2 separate regions of the Mus musculus genome follow, and region 1 is linked to region 2. A link is a loop called in an ENCODE intact Hi-C map of the cell type or tissue named here. Cell type or tissue: left cerebral cortex. All regions are shown on one strand. Links, peaks and the distances in the headings refer to the core of each region. The heading gives the core; the rest is flanking DNA. Region 1 overlaps Atg10 (autophagy related 10). Region 2 overlaps Ssbp2 (single-stranded DNA binding protein 2).

Region 1 (11,188 bases), core at 1,334-9,333, 560 kb before region 2:
CAATATGCTTCTCTAAATAAAATAGGCAGTTACACAGCCCATAAATCGATCCTGCCACTTTGAATATGTACCTTGTTTTAAGAAAATCTCCACTCTTACTCTTTAAATCAACATAAGCAGAGTGATCAGCTCCTGCCCGCCCTCGCCATGCACAGAGCACTTTCATGGCACAGCCTGTCACTCCACATTACAGCGGTTTGTTATTCCTCAAACTCATGCTACTCCTGCCTATGTCTCCCTGTGTGCCTCTAATAATTTTTCTAAGTTCTTAGTAATTCCAGCATTAATATCCTAGAAGCCATACGTGTCGCAAACATAATTATTTTCAATTCATAGGAATCAAGTTCTAAAAACACCATTTTGTATTTTTGCAAAATTAACAAAAACTGAATTTTAAAAACTGACATTTATTCATTTACCCTTATTAATATATAAATCTTTGGGATCAAATAATGAAACAGACATTAATCAAAATTCTAAGTATAAGTGAAAATGTAAATTCTTTTAAGATTTTTGAAATAACCCATTGTCTTCATTTAAATATCAATAATTTATGCCCTCTCAAATAAATTTCATCAAGAGTGACAACAAATTTTTTTTAAGAAAATTGCCAGAAATTTTGTATAGTGAACATTTACTTCTAGGAGGATTATATGTGGCTTTGGACAAGGAACCAAGAAAGACAAAAGGATTTATATAAAAAGGTGCATAAGATATCTTCCTGGAATTTACAAAGAAGGAAACAGTCTAATAGCAGGGATGAGACATAAACATCACCAAACCAATATAATGCATGGTCTGAATAATTTCATAACTTGGCAGGATGTTAAACGCTTATCTAATCGAGTATCTGTAAGTGCTCATGAGAAACCCTGTGTTTCACACATAAAAACTTCTGATTTCTTAAAAGTTTACTTTTAAACTTATATAAAATGAGATTTTCCTTCTCTTGAATTTCTCCACTTGTAAAATGCCTCTCTCTCTGTCTCATACCCACCTTTCTTTGGTCGCCTTCATTTTATAATGAATGGAATGATACACTCTTACATATGCAAATGTTGCCTGTTATATGTCATATTTAACTTGTTGCAATTTCCCCTCCATAGGCCTCTGTGTGTGTGTGTGTGTGTGTGTGTGTGTGTGTGTGTGTGTGTGTGTGTGTGTGTGTGTGTATGGCGTCCTAGTTTTTCTTTCCCTTTGATTCGGGAACACATCAGTGTTTCATGGTTTCTCTCTCAGAGGCATTTGCGGAAGACTCCAGTGTTCTTACTTTCTGTATGGCTTCTTTAAAATGTCTAATCATCCAGCTAAACTAGGATTACTTGGGGTTATGCTGTGAAATAGTGGCTCAGCTTAGGTTGATTCCGCAAGCAGGTAATATTATAGTGAAATACAGATACAAGAAACTAAGAAAAAAATAAGAATGAAAGAAACAAGAAATTGCACACAACAGAGCTTCTTTTCCACGGCAGCTCTGAGGGCTGAGGAAAAGGACCCACACCCGAGGCGCTCCAGAAGGAACCAGCACTGTTGAATGTACCTGTGCTAATACAACATAAATCATTCTCAACATAGTCACCTGCAAGACTTTCCCAAAAAGTCCTGCCCAGGGATGGGAACTAGACAATTAAAATATGAATCAAAATAAATCAAGGATGGAAAACTCAGATTAAAATGGATCTTATTTATGAAACCAAATGTAAACTAGTCGCTACTAGTTGATAAAGTAACAAAACTATTATCTCAAACAAAAGCAGGTAATGGGCAGGAAAGACAAGCATGCAGAAGCATCTTTCAATGAAAACCGTGTTTGGTCTCAGCAGAGATGTAAGGTTTTAGTTTATTCTAAAACAAGATCTTGCTTGGTAGCCCAGGATAACAACCAGTCCGAGATCCTCCAGTTTTAGTCTCCGGCATAGTGAACTTGCAGGCATGTGCCTTCACCCCCAGCCAAACATGGGTTCTAAAGCCTCACCCTAACCTTAATATGTCACAACCCCTCTGAACTCAATTCTTTTTAACGTGTGTCTGTGCGTGTGTGCACATTTGTTGCTGCATGCATCCCATGGTATATGTGGAGACCACAGGACAATTTGTTTTCCTCCTACCAAGGGGGTTCTAATGAACAAGTTCATGTTGTTAGGCTTTGCAACTGTGCTACCTAGTGATACATAAATTTGACACAAGCTACAGTCATTTGGAAGCAGGAACCTCAACTGAGAAAATGTTCCCACTATACTGGTCTATGGGCAAGCCTGTGGTGATGTCTTGTGGGGCAATGGGCTATGCATACACAGCCTGGTCTCCAGTCCAGCTGAGGTCTTGAACCCGGTAGGACCCGGTGGTGGTAATTTCCACATGGGACAGAGGGTGTTCCCTCATGTCTCCTGGACCCTTGGCTCCTGTCAAAGTTACCACCCCACAGCCCCCACAAGAGAAGCATGTGGCTAACAGTCACACAGACAATGTCCCAAGCTTCTGGCTTTCTGGCTAGACTCCTCCTCACAGTTACCTAGCAACAGCAAGATAACACAGCCCATTGGCCCCTCCTCACTCTCTTACTCTCTAAGCTTTTACCTCTCTCTTTAAGCTTTCTTATTCTCTAGTCTTTCCTCTCTCTGCTCTCCTCTCTCTCTCTCTCTCTCTCTCTCTCTCTCTCCCCCCTTCACCTTTATTTACTCTTTAGCTCCTTTTCTCTCTTTCCCTTCCCCCTTCTCTCCTCTTGGCCATGGCCGGTCTCTCTCTCTTTATACCATTTCTCTTCCCCCCTGCCTTTCTATAATAAAGCTCTAAAACTATAGACTGTCTCTGTTCATCAAGGCCCGAACTAAAGACACTCACCTGCATGGGAACCACCCAATGCCCCCCTGGGTCCCCTATTCTGTTCTCAGCTCCTCTGCCATATCCAGCGTGGGATGCCAGAGTCTGAGAACCTGGTACTGGGAGCTGCCCCTTGTCCACTCCCCAACCCCCAGCAGCTTCACAAAGCCAGATGCCCACCCAGGGCACATGGAAAGCGTCCAGCAGTCCTCCTGCATCCACCTGCCCAGAGCACAGGAACTCTGGCTGGATGTGGGCTCTCTCCCTCACTCCTTTTCCCCTACACCCACAGCCCTGCAGTACCTTTCTTGATTGGTAACTGATGTGGAAGGGCCAAGCTCAGTGGAGCTGAACCATCCGTAGGTTGGGGGAGGGGGGGTCCTGGATGCTACAAAAGGGCAAGCTGAGCAAGCCATGAGGAGCAAGCCATGAGCAGCATCCCTCCACAGCCTCGGCTTCAGTTCTTGCCTCCAGATTCAGAATCTGCTTAAGTTCCTGCCCTGATTTTCCTCAGTGATGGAATGTTACCAGGAAACTTAAAAGAAATAAACCCTTTCCTTCTAAAATTGCCATTGGCCATGGCGCTCTATCACAGCACTGCAAACCCTAGCTAAGACAGCAGCTACACAGAACCATCTCACCAGCCTCTCTCTCTCTCCACAACTTTAAATGAAAGATCTGTCACAAATAGGGGAAGAGAAAGGACATTAGCAGAGATGAGTAGGAAATGAGAGGGCAAAGGGGAGGTGGGGAAGATGACTGAAAAACATTATATACATGTTTTTTTAAAAATCACAATAAACCCAGTATCATATAGCTTGTATATATATACTCACACACACACACACACACACATATATATATATATATGATAACAATATCTTTTACACACCGTACTTTTTTTCTACCAAGAAACATGTATTTGAAAATTCCAGATTTCTTTTAAATAACACTGGGTTTTTTGTTTTTGTTTTTTTAGTAACGTTGAATTCTATTTAAAACAATGGGCACAGTATAACAAGATGGATAGAAAGGAAAGACAGGTAGGAGGTAAAACTATGGTTTAACCATGAGGTGTCCCCCATAGGCTCATGCTGGAACACTTGCTCCCCAGATTGGGGTGCACCCTGAAGTTCTGTACCTAAGCCCCACTTCCTGCTACCCTGTGCTGCCTGAGGCAGAAGCAGTGTGACCTCAGCCTTAGCTTCCTGAGGCCCTGTCTTCCCCTCACAGCTACAACAGGAATCCCTCTTGAACTGTAAGGCAAAGCCAATCCTTTGTCCATTGATACCTTTCCTATCAGCTATGAAATGGCAGCAGCAGGAAAACAAGGTTCCACAGACTGAATTTCCACTTCCCAAATTTCAAGAGAAGAAAATTTGTATTTATTGTTATTCTGTGGTTTATATTCAAGGGTGGCATCCCAATTTCTTCTTTGAAATTTCCAGTGACTTTATACCATTATACAAAATAACAGCGTTTTATCCCATAGAGAAATTCAAAGTAGAATAAATAAAGACAAATGGGCAAAGTTCCAGGGTGCTGTATGCATCTCTGGGAATTCACCCGGCTTCCAGCCAGTGGGCAGGTGTTCTTTCTCTGTGTTCTCTGACCTCTCACGGAAGAGTGAACTGGAAGTCGGCTTTGCACTTCAGCATGGAACTAGAGTTCTGTGACTAAGAAGTCTGAGCTCTAAGGTAAACAAGCTCAGGGGTTTCCCCTTGGTGGTCCCCACAAACATCACAAACACCTGGGTGTGCTGAGTCACCTTCTTTTACACTCTGGGCAGAGGCTTCAGAGACCTGCACACAGCAGTGATGCACATAGCTGTTGAATGGTGAGTGGGACATCTGGCTGCTCTCACTCCTCATTCTCTGTGCAGCATCTCCCTGCTTCCTTTCCTTAGCTCCTACATACAGACATCCCCCAAAGTCTATTTCTCACTTCAATTACCAGTCTACACTTGTTCCCTGAATTATCTCAGCCATCCAGAAGCTCTAGCCCTGACTTCTCTTTGGCGCTCCAAACATAAACTATGAAGTATGTGCTAGACATCTAGAGACGATGCCCTCCAACATCTCAAATGTGACAGGCCAAAATAGAGTCATCTTCTGTCTCCTGGCTTGTCACTGACTTGACAACCTGACCTACAGGATTTCCTGTGGGGGCAATGACATCATTCTGCTTCCTAATCACATAGTCTACAAACCTGGCAGTTGCCTTCATCCCTTCCCTCTGCCTTGTGCTCACATACTTTCATATTTCCATAATGTCTACAATGCATACCCCATCCTTCCCACATACACTGATGCAATATGATACAAAATCAGAAAGCACAATGAGAAATTATCAGCTTCAACTCAAAGCCTTAGGAGCCGAGTTCCAGTTCTGCTCTGAATTTGCTGTATGGTATATTACATATTATATAACAATTTGAATATCAATCTTTAAATCATGTGATAATGCTAAATGTATGAGACAGATACAGTTGTACATATGTGATATATACATATGTACAATGATTAATGTTATTTATACCTTGTACATAAGTGTCTCACTATATACATAAATATTATAAATGTAAACACAAACAAAATGCATTATTAATATCAAAGAAGTTATCACAGCCCACCTTACCTAGGGATAGAAATACACAAAAGGCTTATTATTATTATTATTATTAACCAAGATGTCATCACGTCTGATCCTACCCAGTGATGGAAATGAACAATTTTCATTCTCTCAGTTCTATACTACCCTTTCATTCCCCCAAAGGCATTATTTGATAAAATCCCAGCATGGAAGGGAGAAAGAAAAGTTCCATGCATACCCGAGGAGCTACTGGTACCTGATGGCTGCTGAGGGGGAGAAAGTCCTCCCAGAATAAAAGCAACTCCTATCACAGTTTCCAGTCATTCTCATCTTTACCTTCCCTTTCTGACCATCTGAAGCCCCAGGGCGCCTCCTCTACCACACAAGTTCTGTGGCCTCTAAACCTACAGCTGTTTGCCTCTAAAGACACCCTCCATTTATGCTGTTGCGTCCCAACTAGAATCTCCAGTTTGAGAAACCTTCCTTTCAACATTCACTTAGAATGTACCTTCTCTGTAATGGTGCTGATGTTTGAATTGGACTGTATTTTACTTTTACCATTCTTTCTTGCAAAGGACCTTTGCCTTTCTTTCTCTGTAACTAAATTAAAAATATTTTGGCGTACAGAGGTTGTGCAGTGCCCACCTTTTCCTCTGCATTATATTTATTATCAGTCTTAAAGTTCCATATTTAATGAAGGTTTACAGAAGCGAACTGCATAAATAAGGTCCCTTTACGTCTCCCTTTTAAAAAGCAACATATTTACACTTGAATCGACACAGTGAAAATATATAATCAATGGATGATTGGTTGTAGACATCGTTTTTAATGACGGGGAAGGAGGAAAATGTGATGCTTTATTAAGCTCTAATACTGTTGGGTGCTCCCTCTGCTGGCTTGCAGCAGCAATTCAAGAACAGGGAACTCAAACAGCACAAAGAAAGACACCCAGGTTGAGCTTCCTTGTACCCTGCACTTTCTGGGAACAGCCAGGCTAGGAACTCACCGTGAACTCATGCGGAAATTACCCACTTATAGGAAAAGGATTGTCTTTAAAAACTGTTTATAAAGAAAGAAAACTGACCTCACTGTTCTAATGATAATTTTTGTTTATGTTTTTGCTTTTTAACTAAACCACCAACTTTATGTAAAAACTCTTCTTATTTTAGAGTGAATTTTTTGAGCTATAGAACAGAATAAGGTCCTTTTGCTTTCTAATTCATGTTTATGTTTTAAAAGTCTGATCAGGAACATAAGGGGTTAAACTCTTCTTGTGTTTCTAAACAGAGTTATTCTGAGTACCCTGAAGGCATTTAATTCCAAAACAGGAAGCCACAGAGAGGAACACTTGGTTACACTAATGTTATGCAGATCTTTTGGAACATATTTTCCTAAACACTTGCTGAAAGAGCCTTTTCTATACAGCATGCCATCACACGAAGTTGGAGAAGGGTCCCCCACTTAGCACAGCACTAACTCTCAGACTGTTCTTTGTTACTTCCTTATGTCCTCCATTTCAGTTGTTTAAAATGGTTCTCTGCTTGATCACAGAAAAAAAAATTAAATAAAACAAGCTAGGGGCCAGGGAGTGATTGTTCACACCTGCAGCTATTCTGTACACACACACACACACACACACACACACACAAACTATGATGTTAGTTATGATGACTTTTTAAAAGATAACATAATAAGATTAACCTAAGATCAGTACAGACACCACTGTTAAAGATCAATGTCCTATTTTAAAACAAACAGCTGTTTGATAAGTTTTTACCTCTATTCTAAAACCTCCCTTGCCTAGCAGGCTAAAGGAGATCTCACCCTTGTAGCTGAAACAACAAAACACCACAGGCCAGTGGGTTTCTGTAGCTAAGAAGTGGGCAGGAGGGAACATCCTCTGTTACTGACACGGTGCTGCTGCGGCTGTCTCCAACACTGTGTGAGTGAGTATACAGCTGCCTACAATTCCCCGGCCAACCGGGTGAGGTACACTTTAAGTCCCTGAGGTGTGCCGTGGAAAAAGACCCCACACTGTGGTGAACAAGCGTCACAGCCACCTGACTGCATACACCATTTCAAGGCCATTTTAAAGAACAGCTCCCTTTCTCAGCCTCCTGGCTTATGTTCGGTTGTGTTTTAGAGAAAGCCAATGATCACTGAGCCATTATCCTTCTGTGCTGGAAATTAAGGCTTTGTGCACACTATCCATGAAGATGAAGTGCAGCAATATTAAAAGCACCAGGCTAGTCAGAAAAAGCCAGATAGGAAAAACAACGTGTACATTTGGCTCCGTTTCCGTAACTGTTTACCCCACTCTTTGCTTGTGTGGCGAGGGGATGTGCAAGAGTACAGCAGCCCTTTTAACCCTTCTGCGTATGGGGAAAACTGGTTTTCTTTAAGCGCTTTTGAGTGAACAAGAACAAGGGTATAGGGTATAATGGGTGCTGCTGTCATTCCTATACTAAAATTCTTGACATTTACCTCTGTAGATGCCCAGAGCAGAGAGACTGGCTAATGAGTGGGTGCTTCTCCCTCAGGTGAGGTGCCATGGGACCACAGCAGCCAGGCACAGAGTAGATGGCAGACGCAGGTCAGAGTAGAGTACAGAAGGTTATTAATTTCCAGACTCGCTGTCATCCAGCCTTGAAACTGCTGAGCTTGTATCTTTTGAGCAAGACTGTCCAATCCTGAGATTTAAATGTGGACTTTCAGCTCACAAATATGTCCTCTAGTGTTCAGAGGGCATCCTCACCGAAATCTACAGTTACATACATGACTATAGAAAAAACGTACAGCTCAGAAGATCTAACAGCGATTCTTTGCTATACAATGAGTCATTTCACTTTAAGTTATTCGGTGCTTTATTAATGAGGCAACAAGGTTCTGGAGCTACAAGTTAGCAGGCTTAGACAATATCCAAAAAGACATCTTGAAGTGTGCAAGAAAATTATTCAAAACATGATTTATTTTAATTTACCATCATATAAACGATGAATGAGCATAAAAACTTAAGATGTGGTTTGTTATAAAATGGAAATATAGTATTAAAAAACAGCTACACCTTGCTCATTCCTTATGGTAATTCAGTTGTCCAAGTAGTCAGTAATTATTATAGAGCAAACTACCAGTGAAATTCTGTGGAAAATCCATTGAGGCTCCACCTCTGATGATGTCATCACATGCAAATGCATGGTGGTGTCAAACACTGACTTTATTGGGTATTTGTTATAGCAGCTAGTTCTTTCCAGACTGATGCAACATAAATCAACGCAAGACAAATCTGCAGTACCATGCTTGTTTCAAAACACCTACAAGACCAATAAACACCAGACATTCGGAAACAAATATATCTTTAACTGGATACAGTGTTATATTCAGATGTCTTCCTCAAAATAATAGGTATTCTCTATGATTATGCAGCATAATCTTACATCGCTTTACCAAGGAAGTGACTTCTATATCCCCTTCAGACGGCAGATCTCTAAAGGTTCAGATCCTTCCATTCCCCTGAAAGTTAACTGAATACATCAGGTGTCTGAGCTCGGAGCTGCCCCCTCTGTCTTCCCTTCAGTTAATCCCAAGGTTACAGCCAAAGGAAGACTGACTTGTTGACTGTCCCTTGTTAGCTGGAGAGTCATAGTAGGTGAAAACCAGGCTTACATAAACTGCTTGAATAGAATAAAGAAAAACAAACGACACATGCTGACTTATGTATCATACTTATAACTGTGTACATTGTGATAAAAATTGAAAAAAATTTTAAATTGATGATTAATTTTAAAAACAAAGAGAAAAACAGAATGAACTAATATCTACATAAAACTTGGATGAGTTTTACAGACCAAAGAAAATACAAGAGAATATTTAGCACGTGACATGTTCATATAGGAAGAATGCATCTAAGTGTTAGCAGTCCATCAGCAGCAAGTGACTGCTAGAAAATAAAGAGGACCCTGTGACTCTAAGACCCTGTGACTCTAAGGATGTTCTGAGTCTTTATACCCAGCTGAAGTTGCACCAATGTCAGCACTCTCTGAAGACTAAGGGAGCTATACGAGAGCTGTAGATCATCTCCGTGCTAGGCATGCAGACATACATATATACATTACAATTTAGCATAGACTTCTAACACATTAGTCTTTGTGAGGGACTTGAAGGCTAAGTGGGAAGAGGAAGGAGAAAGTCTGAGAAACGGGTCTATTAACAAGTCACAGATATGTACTAGACAGTGTCAAAACTCAGTGTGGAGGAGCTAGCCTGAGTGGTCCATGTCATTAGAATTAGGCTCAGTGCCATCCTTATCAAAGATGCTTGCTTCTTCATGTTAGATACTATGCTGCCATGCTTAAAACTTTACAAATTATTTTACACCTATCTAGAATATGGAAATAGTTCAAAAACATTCCTAGAGTTTAACTTCTCATAATTCCTATGTCCTAATAATAAGTTTTAAAATAATTCACTAACCATTATTATTATTAGGGTGGGGGTCACATGTCACAGTCCATGTGTGGAGGTCAACAGTCATTTCTCTCCATTTACCTTTCTGTAAAGATAGAACTCAGGTCAGCAGGCTTCTGTGCCTGCCTTTGACTGCTGAGCCATCACACCAGACCATTCTTATTACTCCATTTCCATCCTAGTCCATCATTGGAGGAAGCAGGGCAGTAAGTCAAACAGGGCAGGAACTGCTTACTGGCTTGCTCCTCCTGCTTTCTAACAGTGCCCAGGACCACCAGTGATGGCACCACCCACAATGGGCTGGGCCCACCACATCAATCACCAATTAAGAAAAGGTCCCATGGGCTTACCTACAGCCGGCTCTTATCAAGGCATTTTCTCAGTTGAGGCTCCCTCCTCTCAAATGACTTTAGCTTTCGTCAAGCTGACATAAAACGATGTAGCACATGGTTCAGGGTACAATGATGTTCTAGGATCACGAGTCATAACCCTACTGTGCATAAGGTCTTACAACTGTGAATGTGAGTGCAAAGTATAAATCATGCCAGCATCTTTTTTTATTATTAGATATTTTCTTTATATACATTTCCAATGCTATCCCAAAAGTCCCCTCCACCCTCCCCCTGCCCTGCTCCCCTACCCACCCACTCCTACTTCTTGGCCCTGGCATTCCCATGTACTGGGGCAGATAATGTGCTCCTAAAAATCATGTAATTAAAATACTACAGGAAAACAAAGCAACCATCAATTAATCCCGGGTTCTACAGCTCATGCTGCAGCTTTGGAAGGTGTAAGGTGAATGAAATGTCAATCAACTGAATACATCTTCCCTGAGGCTAATTACTCAAAGACTAGTCACAGGACACTGGATTATGTTTATCAGAAATTTTTCTAAATATGCATGTGGTCCTTATTTGTTTTTAAATTAATTAGTTCTAAAGGCAGAAAAAGGTACATTCTGCCTTCTGAGTTGAGACATGCTCTATAGTACTACTTGCCTCTAATCATCACTGTCCTTTGTCCCTAATGCTCACTGACACCATCCATTAAAAGAGCATGCTGAGTACCACAGGAAAGCAGGAGTGTATAGCAAGTATTTGGTTTCAGGAACACTCATCGTTATTGATTGCAGTAACAGAAATCTTATTTTACTGGAATCTTTTGTAAAACAAAGAACTTGACACTCGGCATGGCCTCTGCACATGTATACTGAAGAGGCTTGGAACAGAATGGTGTACGGACTCGGAATCACACAAATCATGTTCCCTCTAACATGGTCGAGTAAAACCCAATCTTTAGTTGTTTCTAGATA
Region 2 (8,000 bases), core at 1-8,000:
GAGTTGGAAATGAGTGAGAGTTAAACTGCCCAGCAAAACACGTAGAGGAAAGGCACATCAGACAGCGCTAAACAGGATGCTAGCAATAAGACAAGCAGTATGGTGTGTGCAGGATACACACAGTGTGCAGGAGCGGAGGCAAGGGGTCCTGCACACGAAACTGGAAAGATGTGCTCTAGTCTGTTGAGAAGAGCCTGGAATGGCATGGTAAGAAAGAGCTGAATCTATTTGCCGTGCTTATAGGATCCAGCAGATCTTTTGAGAAAGGCAGTGACCTGGTTGTGCAATTGATTCAGACTTTGTTTAGGCATCTCTGATAAACATGTTTATAACATCCCTGACATCAAAATGCCCAGACTGTGGTGAACTGAGAAAAGAAGTGATTTAAGTATGGGCAAATTTGAAAATAGGCATATTAAATTTGTGGAATGTACACTTGTAGCAAATTAGATCACCACACTCAGTTTTGGGAAAGGTATAGTCAGAAAAGCATTGTCAACATGGAAACTGTAATCGAAATTAATATCTTAAGATGAATGAGGAGCTAGGCAAAGGAAGCAGAGAAAGAAGAGCAGTCAAGGAGGGAGAAATAGTGACAGGAACCCAGAAGGGAAAGGAGTAGACGCCTAGTATTTCAAGCCAGTTGTATCCTGACTAGTTACAGTGGAATGGCTGGTGGTGCTGCGACCTGAGAGGGCCTGAAGGTAGTCCAGAGTCTGAACCTAACCGTAAAGACCATGGCGAGCTGTTAAGAGGAATATCTTTGCCTTTGCATCTTGAAGGGGGAAATAGTTTCAACAATATTAGCCAGAATTCAGTTACAGAAGAGTATGTCTACAAGTGGAGACTATTTCCTAAATAGAACTCAAGAAAGAGTCTTTCTGACAAGATCTGGGACAGTAGGATTAGAAAGAAAGAAATGGTAATTATGTTTGAAAAGCCCCAGTTGATTGCAAATTAGGCATAAAAGAGAAAAATTTGCAAGAACTAAGGAAGATACTGCAGTTCCTGTTTTGGATCTTTGAATAATTGCAGAATTTTTATCAATGTAAAGAAAAATAGGAGATGGAAAAATCTGTGTACATGCAAGTTATTTCTGTTAACCCAAGAAGAATGTTTCAGCCCACCTCAAGGACTTTCCCCATCTATTTAAAATTCATATACACCCAGGATTTTTAAATGTTTCTAAAGTACTGAAAAATTCAATCAGACACTAAAAAGCTGATATCTCTTAGTAATATGGTGATGAGGTTGGCTGCAGTGTTTCCTAGCCAGTTAGTATTGGGTCTCTGCAGTTTGCTAATGAGGAAGCTACCCTTCACACATAGAAGCGTGATAGTAATAATAAGCCGCCGCAGATGAGCATACTTGACATCAAAACACCAGTTTCTGCTCCTATTTCCACAGACATTTCCCTCTGAGAATGGTCCACATCTAGAGGCTTTAGAAAAGAGAATCATTTGTGAGTTCACAGATGAAGACACCCAAGTTCAGCACAGCCAGTGAGCAAGGTTCACTCTAGGAAAGAGCTCCATTGCAAGCAGCCATAGAAGGGCAGGCTGTGGCTCCTCCAGTGACTGGTTCCAGGAGGCTCATGAGCAGGGAAACCCCAGCACTCAGAGCTCTCAGCCGTTTCCCCCCTCTGAGCCTCTGTAGCAGCTGGATTCTGAAAGGCTTAGCTCTTCTGCAAGTTACAGTTAGGTAGAGTGTGCACATACTTCACATTCCCAGGGAGAAACGCAAAACTTAGTGGGCGTAGCATGAATGGGAGATGGACATAAAGAGATTAAAGTATTGGGATTAAATGAATAAAGTTAATAATTTATAATTAGCCTTCTAGGTTAAAGCATAGGTAGTTTTGAGTTGCACTCACTCTATAATCATACTGTAAAAATTACGTTGAAAATAGTCCTCCTATAAATAGGCAAATGTATTTCTTTTATTCCCATTTACACTAAAGAACAGCCCCCTTCTTCCCCTTTCTCTCTCTCTCCCTCTCCCCTTCTTCCTTTCACCCCGTCCTCCTCCTTCCATCCCTCGTTCTTCCTCCCTCTTGGTATAACTTAAATTCATTAGCAAGTAACATTCCTACAAATCTAAACTTAGGATTTCAAAACAAATGCAACTAACTTTAATCCTGAAATCAATATCTGTGATTAATATTCCAGTCATCTAATATGTCCATTAGATTGTTGCCTTCCTTTTTGAGACTTTGTAACCATGGTGTTAGTTACTTTGCTGGCAGGAGAAACCTTCTGGAGGGGACTTACTTTGGCTCACAGTTTGAACGGGACCAGTCTAGCACTGCGGGGAGCATGGCACCTGTGGTGGCCCAGTCCATGGTGCTCGGAGCTTGCTGTGTGTTCATTCACATCTTAGCATCTTAGTGCATCAGGATTAAGAATCAGAAACAACTGGACATGGCTATGGGTTTTATATGATCTCCAAAGTCGCAGCAACCGATCTCTGTCAGTCAGGCTGACTTTCTTACCTCAATGACCCCATGTCACCTCTGGGCACAAGATGTTAAAACACACAAACCTGTGGGAAGCATTTCTGATCCAAGCCATAAGTTTTGTTTTTATTTAAATGGGAATGTGTCTTACTTAGTAAGAGGCCATTAAGTGAAATGAGTAGGAATAGTTGAACATGCGAAAGGAAGTGTCAGTTTAGTAAAATAAAGCCATCTAAAGGAAAATATATACTGATTTACTAGAGTCTGTCAGAGGCGTGATTAGTGTGAGAAAGCCAGTAACTCCTCAGTGACACCTGTCATGGAACCAGTTGATGACTTCAGAGCCACATTCTTTTCCTTTTTTTTTTTTTAAATTAGGTATTTTCTTCATTTACATTTCAAATGCTATCCCGAATACCCTTCCCCCATACCCTCCCTTCCCCGACACCCCCCTTTGTTCCCCAACCCACCCACTCCTGCTTCCTGGCCCTGGTGTTCCCCTGTACTAGCTCCTCCATTGGGGGCCCTGTGTTGCATCCAATAGCTGACTGTGAGCATCCACTTCTGTATTTGCCAGGCACTGGCATAGCCTCAGAAGAGACAGCTATATCAGGTCCTGTCAGCAAAATCTTGCTGGCATATGCAATAGTGTCTGGGTTTGGTGGCTGATTATGGGATCAGAGCCACATTCTTAAATCAAAACAACTAATTAATTGTTACCAGAGGAAAGGCAATAGGGCTGTCCATCAATCTTAAGTATAGTTTTAGTAGAAAAAATACAGTAATGCATTAATAATCTCATGTGGCTTAATTCAGCAGTTTCATGGTATACTAAGAATCTTAATTATAAGTGGTATCAACCTATTGGATGTCTACATTTTATATATGTATATTCATTCTTTCTTTCAAAAAAAGACAAAGGCATTAGCGGCTGTAGCCTTATTGAAACGGGCAGCAGCCTTTCCTTAGACCAGTTTATGTGTTCTTCTCATTTAGGTACAGTGGTCCAAATGACTGAGTAAATAGTCGGAATAAAATAAAGGAAAAACAAGCATTCTTGTGTGCTTAAAAAATAGATTAATCCTGTCGGCTACTTTGTAAGAGTATTTTTGCAGGTTGTAATGAAGATTATCACATGACTTAAAATAATTTATAGAATATTAAATTGAAGGCCATTTCTTCTTTCTAAGAGAGATTGTTGTATTTTTTCTTCTTCCTGCTCTTTACTGCAGAAAAATTCCACAATGGAAACTGAACCTTACTTACCACTCTAGGAACTGGACATATCTTTTATTGAAAAGCATGAGGCCGGGTGGCGATGGTGCACGCCTTTAATCCCAGCACTTGGGAGGCTGGATCTCTGAGTTCGAGGCCAGCCTGGTCTACAGAGTTCCAGGACGGCCAGGGCTACACAGAGAAACCCTGTCTCAAGAAAAAGAAAAAAAGAAAGAAAAGAAAAGCATGACATAATCTTGGATACACTTATAAATATCTGTTTAATTTGAATATAAACCAATATAGACTTGTTCGTTTTGCTGTGCATTATATTTTGCTACATTTTTATCTTGATACATTTATTATCTTATAGTCACTAAATCTTTAGCTTCCTTAACAGAAACTGTTAAAACTGATAATGTATTGACGTTGGGTAGTAAAAGTAAGGCTTTGCCAGACTGCAGTTGTAAGTATGTGGGGACAGCAAGTGTACTGCGAGAGTGACTTAGTTTCAGGCTGAGCGCTCACCCGGAATCTGATTGAGTTGATCAGACAGAGCTCTGCTGTGCTAGAGGACAGTGCCACAGCATCTCCAGCCGCTGGCAGGACTAGGTCAGCAGTGGGAATGCTGCTTTGCCATCTAGTGGCCGTGAGACAGTGTCTCCATGTTAGCATCTGTGTTGCAAAGAGTCTGTCTTTAACCAGACTGCATGGTAGCAAACTGACCTAATGCTTTGGCATAGTAGTAATGAAAAGGAATTAAAAAGAGAGAGGGAGAGGGGAAGAAAAAGTAGGAAGAAAATCAGGTAGTAGGAAAATTCCCATTTCTTTACAGGGTTATTGGCTAGAAAAGGCTCCCCAGCTGGGTGGGAGCACAGAGTAAAGCAATATTGCCAATACTTTGAAAAAAAATCAAACATGAGAAAAACCTCTTGTTTTTCTCTTGAGACTGAAAAGAAATCAAAAAGAATGTTTTTTTTTCCAAAATGTACTTTTTAAATTCATATTCTGTCCCAATTGCAACCCCTCTCTCCTCTCCTCCAAGTCTTACCTTTGTAAATCCTTTCCCTGTTTGTCCCTCCCCTTCTCTGAGGAAAAGGGGAAGCCCCCCTTGGGAACCACCCCACCGCGGGGTACCTAGTTCCTGCAGGACGGAACACCTTTTCTCCCATTAAAGCCCAAGGAGATAGTCTAGCTCGGAGAAGGGGACCCAAAAGCAGGCATCAGAGTCAAAGACAGCCCCGCTCCAATTGTTAGGGGAATCCCTATGAAGACCAAGCTGTACATCTGCTGCAAATGTGGGTGGGGGCTTAGTTCCAGCCCCTGCATGTTCTTTGGTTGGTGGTTTAGTCTCTGTGAGCCCCCAAGGTCCCAGAGTACTCCGCAGGTTTTCTTGTGGTGTTCTCTACCCTCCCTTAATTCTCCCTTAATTCTCTCTGCAACTCTTCCACAAGACTCCCAAGCTCCTCCTAATGTTTGGCTGTGGATCTCAGCATGTTTCCATTCATTGCTGGATGAAGCCTCTCAGGAGACAGTTGTGCTAGGCTCCTGTTTGCATAGCAGAGGATCACTAATAGTGTCAGGGGTTGGCTCTCTCCCATGGGATGGGTCTCAAATTTGGATAGTCATTGGTTGGCTGTTCCCTTAATCTCTGGGATCAGCTGGTGACCTGGGATGGGGGAGTTACAGGGAGTCTATGGGAGTGACCCTAGCTGAGATTTCTACCAGTGGGGAATACAGAGACTGGTAGCCACCCCCTATAGCCAGGCAGGACTTCCAGTGGAAGGAGGGGGACATCAACCCACCCACAAAACCTTCAACCTAAAGTTTGTTCTGCCCACAAGATACACAGGTTTTTAAAAGAAAAAAGAAAGAAGAAGGAAGGAAAGAAGGAAGGAAGCAAGCAAGCAAGCTTAAAAACGAAAACATTTCAGAGCAGAAACTGAAAAAAATTTAAATAATTTTATTCATTTCTTAATTTTTTTATGTGCATTGGTGTTTTGCCTGCACATATGTTTGCATGAGGATGTCAAATCCTGGAACCGGAGTAATAGACAGGTACGACCTGCCATGCGGGCTCTGGGAATTGAACCAAGATCCTTTAGAAGAGCAGTTAGTGCTCTTAACTGCTGAGCCATCTCTGAGCCCCAGGAAATATTTTCTATCATGTCTGGGTTAGTGTCTTAGAGGTAAATGTTTACTGGATTCCTGTGAATAAGTCTGAGGTTTTGAGATGCCTTGATGCGTGTCATGTGCTCTGCTGTTCTTGAGTCTTCCTGAGTCAGCCACACCAGCGTCAGGACTGGCTGCTTGCTCCCTCCCACACTGAGACATGCACAGGCTTGTAAGGTCGTTTCTAGTCTGCATCGGGATGTCAGGCTTGCTATGCCCCTCCGTCCAGTGATCTGCCTCTCCTCCTTCCCTGATGGGTTTCAGAAACAAGTCTTTAGAAATATTGTAATTCTGGAGATGCCCCTTTCCCACTCTCCAGAAGTTGTACATGCTATCTTAAATTTTAATGAACCAGAAGTGTAGTTTCTGTATTGTTTCTCAGTTTTACTGAGTAAGGTACTAGAAATACTAATTATTAATTGGAAATACCTATGTGTAATTAATATTAAAATATAATATCTAATACATGAGAGACAAGAGAGAGTATGTGTGTGTGTTAAAAATTCAGATAGTAGAAATAGTATTTCCCAGAGTGAAAGTCACTAAAATTGTGTAATGGAAGGCAGAGAATACTGTTTAATTATCAAAACACAAACCATACAAATAAAACATAAGTGTTCTAGAAATGTAATTTTGAATGCTAAAGAAAAAAAAAAAAAAGCCCGAGCATTGCAAATGGAGCAAGCCCTTCTCTATTGCAAAGATAAAACACCTGAAATGCAGAGGTGCCGGGCAGCTGGCAGCTGACTTCTTGTGACTGCTGTCCTACAGACCTGGTGATAGTTTCTGGTCTCAGCCACAGAATGACTTTAAACTTCTCAGCTTGACTAACTAAGGAGGCTTTAAAACCTACAATTCAGAAAACTAAAAGCCCCGTAGCATTTTCTGGATGGACAGGGAGCAGAAGAGGAACTGTTGGGCATCTGCTTCGGCCTCGCAGTTGGGATAGAAGGACAATGTCTGCTGGAACTCCAGTTGTTTCCCGGGGAGCACTCAGCAGTTAGACTGCTGTCTGAGACCAGGGCACTTGTCCTGCCACTTCTTGATACTCCTGAAAGTCAAGGGATCAACATAGATGGGGTGGAGCTCTTAGTTTATGGTGGTGGTTGTTTCGTTTTGTTTTTTAATGCTGAATCTTATTCTGTGATTAGAAAACACTGGTCAAGAGGGCTGATGGCAGAACTGTTGTGCCTCGAGCCTTGGTCACCTTTTCTTTTTCAAGGGAGGGTCCGACAGGTTGCTCGTGCTTGCACTTGCCTCTCACCTCAGCTACCATAGAAATCCTCAGGCAAGTTCAACCTCCCTCTCTTCCAGTTTTCAAACTCCCAGCATCTAATGTAGGAGTTGAACTAGCTTAATTCATTAACGTACATGTTAAAACCTTTATTACTTAAAAAAATTGACACATAAATATGGGTTATATTTATTTTATAAGGTAATATAATTTATATTTATATTAGTATAATTTAGTGTTGTTTCATGCGTGCTTCTGGGAGTAAAGCCCACAGCCTCAGGCATGCTAAGCAAGCACTCTACCCCCGAGATCTATCAGGGCCAATTTCTTAACAAAATATTAATTTTTCTGCATGGATATTTCAAAGGACTATTGCTAAATCAATTGAATGCCACAAGAATATCAATATACCAGAAAGATAAGAACAAAATACAGCATTTTTAAGTTATTTTTGCAATGATTGCTGAATACAAGGTAAAGGGTATATTTCCCATACCCTCACCTAGAGCAGCTTTACATGAAAATATAAATCATGGAATGCAAAAAAGTGATGAATTTGTATTCTTTAAGGAAAAATTAAAAGTATTGCTTGAATCTTAGCTTCTTTTAAACGGTTAAAACTTTTAAAAAATTTTTTTATTAATTATTTTATTTACATTCCAGTTGTTGCCCCCTCCCCAAGGTCTTCCCTCCCACAGTTTCTCATGCCATTCCTCCTCCCCCTTGCCTCCTAGAGGGTGCCCCCCTAAGTAGACCTCCCCCTTCCCAGGGGCCTCAAGTCTCTAGCTAAGTGCACCTTCTCCCACTGAGACCAGACCAGGCAGACCTCTGCTATATGTGCCAGGGGCCTTGAACCAGCCCATGTATGCTGCCAGGTTGGTGGCTCAGTCTCTGGGAGTTCCCTGGGGTCTGGGTTATTTAAAA

What was found. Peaks named below come from ENCODE experiments on the same cell type or tissue, not always from the same donor. Only the 100,000 strongest peaks of a DNase experiment are listed, where the experiment ranks them.
Region 1: it touches region 2 in a loop (1.8-fold over the local background); 2 of 42 quality-filtered maps call a loop at or near these places.

The regions. Positions count from the first base shown.
Region 1 is chr13:91,087,029-91,098,216 of GRCm38, forward strand. All of the region lies in intron 3 of Atg10 (autophagy related 10), which reads right to left. Among named protein-coding and RNA genes, the nearest start is that of Atg10, 130 kb to the right of the region's middle. In left cerebral cortex, for the core only: a CTCF peak has its summit at 6,302 (motif pointing left); DNase peaks (open chromatin) are centred at 4,736, 6,318, 6,925 and 7,360; H3K27ac peaks cover 378 bases.
Region 2 is chr13:91,644,195-91,652,194 of GRCm38, forward strand. All of the region lies in intron 5 of Ssbp2 (single-stranded DNA binding protein 2), which reads left to right. Among named protein-coding and RNA genes, the nearest start is that of Gm22778, 75 kb to the right of the region's middle. In left cerebral cortex, for the core only: a CTCF peak has its summit at 4,313 (motif pointing left); DNase peaks (open chromatin) are centred at 4,299 and 5,930.